Linked DNA regions of Mus musculus: all the other regions are linked to region 3. A link is a loop called in an ENCODE intact Hi-C map of the cell type or tissue named here. Cell type or tissue: left cerebral cortex. All regions are shown on one strand.

The links. A loop is a pair of places that touch in the nucleus more often than their neighbours do. Peaks named below come from ENCODE experiments on the same cell type or tissue, not always from the same donor. Only the 100,000 strongest peaks of a DNase experiment are listed, where the experiment ranks them.
Region 1: a loop joins it to region 3, with 2.7 times the contacts of the local background. A loop is called at or near these places in 5 of 42 quality-filtered maps.
Region 2: it touches region 3 in a loop (4-fold over the local background); 12 of 42 quality-filtered maps call a loop at or near these places.

The regions. Positions count from the first base shown.
Region 1 is chr5:140,041,338-140,043,837 of GRCm38, forward strand. All of the region lies in intron 17 of Mad1l1 (MAD1 mitotic arrest deficient 1-like 1), which reads right to left. Among named protein-coding and RNA genes, the nearest start is that of Gm30492, 53 kb to the right of the region's middle. In left cerebral cortex, a CTCF peak has its summit at 1,031; a DNase peak (open chromatin) is centred at 1,015.
Region 2 is chr5:140,291,300-140,293,799 of GRCm38, forward strand. The region is part of intron 9 of Mad1l1 (MAD1 mitotic arrest deficient 1-like 1); the gene reads right to left. Among named protein-coding and RNA genes, the nearest start is that of Mad1l1, 29 kb to the right of the region's middle. In left cerebral cortex, a CTCF peak has its summit at 1,082 (motif pointing left); a DNase peak (open chromatin) is centred at 1,069.
Region 3 is chr5:139,906,163-139,908,662 of GRCm38, forward strand. It overlaps Elfn1 (leucine rich repeat and fibronectin type III, extracellular 1), which reads left to right and starts at 1,704. Exons shown (of 2, transcript NM_001384186.1): 1 at 1,704-2,500. In left cerebral cortex, a CTCF peak has its summit at 1,302; DNase peaks (open chromatin) are centred at 1,341, 1,585, 2,239 and 2,420; H3K4me3 peaks cover 1,287 bases; H3K27ac peaks cover 434 bases.

The DNA.
Region 1 (2,500 bases), 140 kb after region 3:
GGCTGTGATATATTCAACATCTCATTAACATAAATAAACTTCACATAAAATAACCTTTGCATCTCTATTGTAAAAAGGAATAAGTACAGTTTGCTGCCAACAGGGGGTAATTATGGAATAAATTCAACAGAAACAGGAAAATTCTGTCTGCTGATCTGAGTTAATAAACAAGGGGGGTGGGGGAGGGGAGGTATAGGCCAAGGGGCACTTATTGTGGAGCAGTTCTGGCATGGAGCTGGGGATGTGGAGGGGGACACACTCAGACCACTAGCCTGTTCTAAGTCCAGACCCAGGGCTTCATGAAAAGGTAGCACCAATTGAGGGGGCCTCAGAAGAGGCCCAGAGGCAAGTGCCTGATGTGACCATTCAGGCAGAGAAGGGACGGAGGAAGAGATGGGCTGGGGACCTAGTTAGAAACCAATCAAGGGTCCATGGAGAGCCCATTATATATCAGCAACATGAGCCCGAGGCAGGATGTGTGGCCAGTGGCAGACCCAGGAGACGAGCAGGGAGCCCAGCCTGGGCAGTGTCTGTAACAAGCTTCCTACATATGGCTGTTGGGGGGCCAAGCCTACAGGAAGCTGGAGGGCACTGAGCCAGAGCTGTAGTAGGCAGTCTCTAGTGTCTACTATAGCTAGCTGGGTTCAGAACAAGGAGCCTCAGGCTTGGAGAGATGTCACCTCCCTGAGGCCCACATTTGCCCTGTTGGACAGGGGTTCTGACACCCCTGGAGAGCTCACTAGCTGTGCACTGACACTAGCTGCTCTAGGCCATTGAAGAAAGCCTAGAGGAAATAGTGAGAAACCAGTCAGCAAGGAGTATGCCATACAGCTGTCAGTTTGGGAGTCAGCAGAGCAGGTGGTCTGGGGGAGTGGGGTGAGGTTGTGTGAAGCGAACAGTAAGGTGCCCTCCCCGGAGGGAGGCCTGGGATGAAGTGAACAAGGCAAACATAGGAGACCCAGGATGGGGCCTATAAGACAGGTGCTCCCCAAAGGAGAGCTGGGGTGGAGTGAGCAGACAGGATAGGTGCTCCCCCTGGAGGGAGTCTGGGGATGGCACCTATAGAAGAGCGCAGGAGCAGGAATCACTCTTCTGAGTAGGGGGTACAGTCTCCCCCAGAGTTAGGTCAATACCCAGGAGGTCAGGCTAGGGCCCTGTTCTGGGTAGGGCCTGGGGGCACAGCAGAGGGGGTGACTGTCTATCTTTTCAGTACTCCAGGGAACTGAAGATCAAAGGCCTGGCCATTCCCTTTGATTGGGGAAGCTCTGGAACAGGATGTGTCATTATCCAAATTGCTTCTAGCTTTTGAGCACCCCAACCCCTGCTGAGAGAGTCTCTAAAGGGTGAATCTGAAACACCCGCAAAATGCGTTGGCAGCCGCAGCTGGGCAACTGTTAGGAGCAGAAGTGTTTTCTAGACAGTCAGACATACTGGAGGGAACCTGAAAAACTCCTGATGGGCATTTATCCAGCCAAGCCCACCCCATGTTGTAGGCTCAAGAGCAGGTGAGGCCAGCCTCATTCAGTGCTGGTGACCTGGCTCGATCTGGGGCTCTTGGCAAGGGTGATGTGTCCCTAGAGCTGGTGCTCACCTCACAGAGTTAGACAGGGTGCTTTTGGATACCCTACCCACTCCTTCTCTTTTCCTGACACCCCAGAAGAAATTGCTTTAATATTATTTACAAGGTGGCATGTTCAAGAAGCCACCAGGAAGATGAGACTTTGCTGGGGAAGGCTGGCAGCCTGAGCAGGCTATGTTCAATATTAATACTGCCACCTCGGCATGGAATCTGGTCTTCTTGGTAACCAGAGGCTGTTCACACAGCTCCCTTGAGGGATGCCTTCCACAAACTTGGATGTGAACTAATTAAGTTTGCACAGCTAATCAGAACAGGCTGCCTTGGAGACTTGGAATGTAGAGAACCAGAGACAGGCCATTGTGAGCTATGGAGTGACTGCTCTTTCTCTCAGCCAGTCCTCCTGCCTGTAGGCTATCACAGTGCCCTGGCTTTTCCCTATCTCTGTTAGGTTCAGAGCCCTATGTTTCTTCTGTGCATGGAGGTTGTTTTTGCTTATAAGTTGTTTGTTTGAGACAGGGTCTCACTATGTATCCCTGGCTGTCTGGGAACTCACTATATACACCAGGCTAGCCTTGGAATTCATAGAAATCCATATGCTGTCTGAGTGATGGAATTAAAGGCGTGCACCCCCATACTGGGCTTGATGTCAGATGTTTTTACTGAATCCAAAGCTAACTGGTTCAGCTAGACTGGCTAGCCAGCAAGCTACAGGAATCTGCTGGTCTCTGACTCCTATCACCCCGCTCTGGATATCATTACACACAAACACCTCAGAGCCCAGCTTTTATTAGGGGCTGCGGATTGAACTTAGTCTTCATGCCTGCACAACAAATACAAGGTGGTCTCCCCAGCCTCAACTCTTGTCTTTTTGAAACAGGGTTTCATACAGCTTAGACTGTCCCTGAAGTGATCCTCCTGCTT
Region 2 (2,500 bases), 390 kb after region 3:
CACACGACCCTACTGACCTGGACACAAATAGATACAAATTTGTCAGCTCCAGCTCATGGGACTCCATACACTGGATTCACCAGAGGAAGACAGAAGCATGTGTTCCTGCCCACATGGCCCTGTGCACTAGACACACAGTAGAGAGAGCTATCTGACCCAGCCCACATGATTCCATGCACTGGACACAGGTTGACAGGCCCATTTCTCCTCACCCACGTGGCCCAATGCATAGGACACATCACAGTGTATCTACAGTTAGATTTCAGCATCTGATTCCTGGTTTACAGTGGCTTAAACACTCCCCCCTAATAACTCTAGGCTCCTCAGACATAAGAAGTGTCACAGTGCAGAGAGCAACACTGTTACACCATGAGGAACTCACACAGGCCAAAACACTCTTTTAACCTAGGTATGACGGTTAATCTGCATGATCAGTTTGGCTGGATTTACTGTTACCTAGGAGACACACATCTGGCACGACTGTAAAGGTGTTTCCATGGAGTTTCAAGCCAACCTGAATGGAGATGGCACAATTCAGTGAGCTGGTCTCAATAAAAAGGAGAAAGCAGCTGAGCCTCCACTCATCTCTCTGCTTCCCAGCTGTGGACACAATGTGAGCAGCTGCCCCATGCTCTTGCCACCACGCTCTCCACCTTGGTAGACTATACACTCACACTGGAGCCAGAGTCAAGCTATTCTGTCAGATAACCTGTCTGTCACGGCAATGAGGAAAGTAACAGCCACACTACGGCTGAGCCCCTCGGGGTAGCCAGACCTCATCCTCACAGGATCTGCACCATTCACCATCAGCACTCAGACCCTAGGGGACAAGGACTCTGAGAGATGATGGTCACAGATGGACAGACAGACAGGGAGAGCACAGACTTTGGTGACAACCTGCCTGTCCATAAGAAGGCAGCCAGTGGACCCAGACCCCTTGTGCCTCAGTTAACAAGATCCCTGATACTAGTGAGGAAGTTCCTATGGAAGGGCAGTAAGCCCCAAGACAGGCTGCCACAGGTGCTCACAGGCCTCCTTGAAGAAAGCTGATCATCAAGGAGGCAGTGCCACCTACTGGTTGCTACATCTCAGAATCCACAGTGTTACACATCAGACAGGTAGACATGCAGGCTGTCTCCAGCTAAAGAGTGCATCCTTGAACTAATACATAGTCATGTATGTGTATGGGTGTGCTGTGTGTTTGTGCTTATGTGCATTTGTATGTATATGTGCTTATGTATACGTACATACATGTATGACTATGTGAGTAGGCAAATGTATGACTTCTAAGGAGACTCTGTCCTGGCACTGAACCCTAACTTTGCCCCATCCTTCCATTACTTCTGCCCCGTCCTGCATCATGTCCAATCTCAGTACCTCATGCTTCAGTCAGTCACCCTCCTAGCCTTACACAAACAACTTCCCAAAACCTACCACAAAAAAAATAATAATAATAATAATAATAATAATAATAATAAAAGGTTCGGGCTAGTAAGATGGCTCAGCAGGTAAGAGCACTGACTGCTCTTCTGAAAGTCATGAGTTCAAATCCCAGCAACCACATGGTGGCTCACAACCACCCATAATGAGATTTGACACCCTTTTCTGGTACGTCTGAAATCAACTACAGTGTACGTAAGTATAATAATAAATAAATATTTGGGTCAGAGCAAGCACGGACTGAGTAAGCGGGGCCAACTGGAGCGAGCAGGGTTGACCAGAGCGAGCAGGGTTGACCAGAGCGAGCAGAGGTCCTAAAAATTCAATTCGAACAACCACATGAAGGCTCACAACCATTTGTACAGCCATAGTGTACTCACATACATTAAATAAATAAATAAATCTTTAAAAAAGAAGAAGAAGAAGAAGGAGGAGGAGGAGGAGGAGGAGGTGGTGGTGGTAGGGGAAGCCTTGGGGCTGAAGAGATGGTTCGGCTGTTAAAAGCACTCACTGTCTGAGTTTTTGTGTGTGTGTGTTTTGTTTTTGTTTTGTTTTACAAGATCCATATTCAGTTTCTAGTGGGTACATGATAGCTCACAACCACCTGTAACTCCAGTTCCAGGAAATCCAACACCCTCTTCTGGCCTGCACAGACACCTACACACTAGATGGGCACGAACTCACGAATGCATGTGCATATACAAACACACACACACAGAGAAAGAGAGACAGATGTTAAAAAAAGAAACAGGGGCTGGTGAGATGGCTCAGCACGTAAGAGCACTGACTGCTCTTCCAAAGGTCCTGAGTTCAAATCCCAGCAACTCATGTACGAAGGACAGAGGACAGCTGTGTGGAACTGGTTCTCTCCTGTACCCTTGCCTACATTCTAGAGATCTACCTGAGGCTGTCTGGCTTGCATGGTAATGGATTCATCCACTGAGTACCTCAGCCCCCATCCACTTGTTAAGGACCAGTTGCTGGGAAATAAACCCAGGCATCACACATTCTTTTCTTTTTTTTTTCTTTTTTTTTTTTTTTTTTTTTTTTAGTTTTTTCG
Region 3 (2,500 bases):
GGCACTCAGGGGTCTAAAGCTAGACACTGGAGTCCCAGGCTGGCCTGAGCTACAGAGTAAGAAGACAAGAGGAGGAGGGAGAGGGGAGGCAGATGTAAAAGAGAAAAGGGGGAGGAGGTGGCAAAGAGGTAAAAGAGAGGGAGGGCTTTCTTCTCTTTGTTGGGACCCTGTCAGATAGACCCCAGGATAGACATCTTTGCCTTTCTGGAATGATGTTTGCAGTCGCACACCACTACAGAAACCCAGGTATGGACCGGGGGTTTGTGCAACCCTGGAGCAGGCTGGGGTGCCTTGGCGACTGAAGCCCTACTCTATAACTTCTTGGTAAGGTTCCTGGTTGTGGGGAGGGGGGAGGCGTGGGCGTCGGCAAAGATGTGTGTGAACTTCTGCCAGAACTTCATGTTCTTCATGAGGGTGGGCTAAGGGGTGAATTATGGGGTGTGCCCGTTAGGTGTGAACCTGCTCTGCAAACGTGTGGGTGCAACATACATAGTGTCCACCCTGGGTCATGTACACATGCCTGCTAGTGACATGGCTCAGGAGAATGGGAGAGGAAGGGAGGAATGGGGGCGGGGCGGGAGATGAGAGAACCAGGAGAAAGCTCTGGCCTCATCCCCGTGGCTCTGGCCAGGGGTTAGCTTGTGGCCTTCCCAGCTTGAGGGGTGCCTGGCTTGTTTTTTGTTTTTTGTTTTTTTGAAGGGCCCGGCAAAAGCTACCCTAAAAGCAGGCTTTGGAGCCTTCAGTCCCGGCTGGATTCTCTTGAGGTCTGAGCAAGGGTAGACCCACAGCTCTGTCCTTGACCACCATGCTCTGTGTCTAAGAATCCACCGGAAAGACGATAGAGCCTCCTCTACCCTCAGTCCCTAACTGGAATCTCACTCCTCAGGGTTCCAAAGGAAAAATGGGGCTGGGGAAAGCCTAGGATCGGCCAAGTGTGGGCTGCCTGCCGGTGCTGCAGGCTGGATCTAGTCGAGTCGCAGGACAGGCCACAGGACCCGAGCTCGGGAAGCTCCTGGTCCTCTGGCCGCGCTACTCCAAGGTTCAGGCTATTCCCATGCTGGTCCCTGGTGGTCTGGCAACCCAAGGGACAAGTCCCCGCCCCCAGCCTCTCCTCGCCCCTTACTATGTATACTTGGCTGCACTCTGCGGCTCCAGTCCCCTTCGTTGGCATTGTGTCCCGAAGCCTGGCTCTTGAGAGTGCTCCAGCTCGGAGGAGGCGTCCAAAAAGGGTTGCACCCACTCTGCCCAAAGGGGGGTCCTTCAGCTCCGCAAGCGCACGGAGGCTCGAAAGCTGTGCGCAAGGCCTTAGCCCGGCGAGGGCGCTCTTGAACTTGATTTTGATTTTCAACCCAAGGCCAAAGCTACCGCCTGGGGAAGGGGCGCGGTAGGGAATGGGATACCAGCGGGCTCAGTCAGTGTTCCTGGAACCATGGGGGTGGGGGGTGGGGGTGGGTGGGAGGGTGGACAGCCCCAGAGGGATGACTTGGATCCCCGGAAAGCACACATTAACTCCCCCCCCCCACACACACAGAGGCTAGTGGGAGGGGAATCCACTACTCGGAACCTTCCGGGAATGGGAAGGTGCCAGGCTGATCTCACGCCTCCCGGCCTCTCAGCCCAAGGGGGTGGTGACATACAATGCAGAGAGGAGGGACTGTGAAGGGGGTCGGTGACCTTAGGAGAGAGCAAGTCCCTGGTGGGAAGAGAGAATGTTGCATCTCGGAGGGCCTGACAACCTTGTACCATCTCTGATTCTCCCCTCCCCGCCGCCCGCCCCGTGAAACAATCGTCCCTGCGGGTGGAGCTGTGACACGCGCGCTTACATAGGGTCTGACTTCGGGGTCAACTTCTACATGGCTTCCTGCGGGTGCGTGTGTGTGCACAGGCGTGACTGTACGCGCGTGCACATCTCTGCCTCTCGTACCCACCTCCCATCGCCACGAAGGGTCCCAACCCCATGACACTCGGGGACTTGGGCTCCACGGCTCTTAGCTCAGTGGCCTGGGACGCGGGCAGGGGACGCAGGCAAAGCCAGGAAAAGGAGGCGAGGCTGTGTTGCGGCGTCCTGAGATGTCCCCCCGGCTCCAGCCAACTTCCCCTCAGGGAGCCTTGATCCCCTCCCGGGGCAACCTATGGACGTGCAGCGGCCCCCGCCCCTGCTCCGGTCCCCTCCCCGCGCGGCTCCCACGTCCGACCTGCCTCGCGCTCACAAAATGAACCACCGCCTCGCGTCGCCGCGGCCGCTGCCGCCGCGCCCGCTCCCGAGCTCGAGAGCCGGAGCCGCCCGGCCCCTTCGGCGTCGCCGGCGCCGCGGCCGCCCCGCCTGCCCGGCCGGTCCGGGGCTGCTCCGATCGCGCGGTCCCCGGCTCTTGACGCAGTGAGCGCCGCAGCCCGGCTCCCGCAGGCTCCTCTCCGCTCCCGGCGAGAGGCCGATCCTCAAGCCCGGCGGGCTCCGGGAGGGGCGGGCAACGCGGGAGGGGGAGGAGGTCTGTCTGGAGCC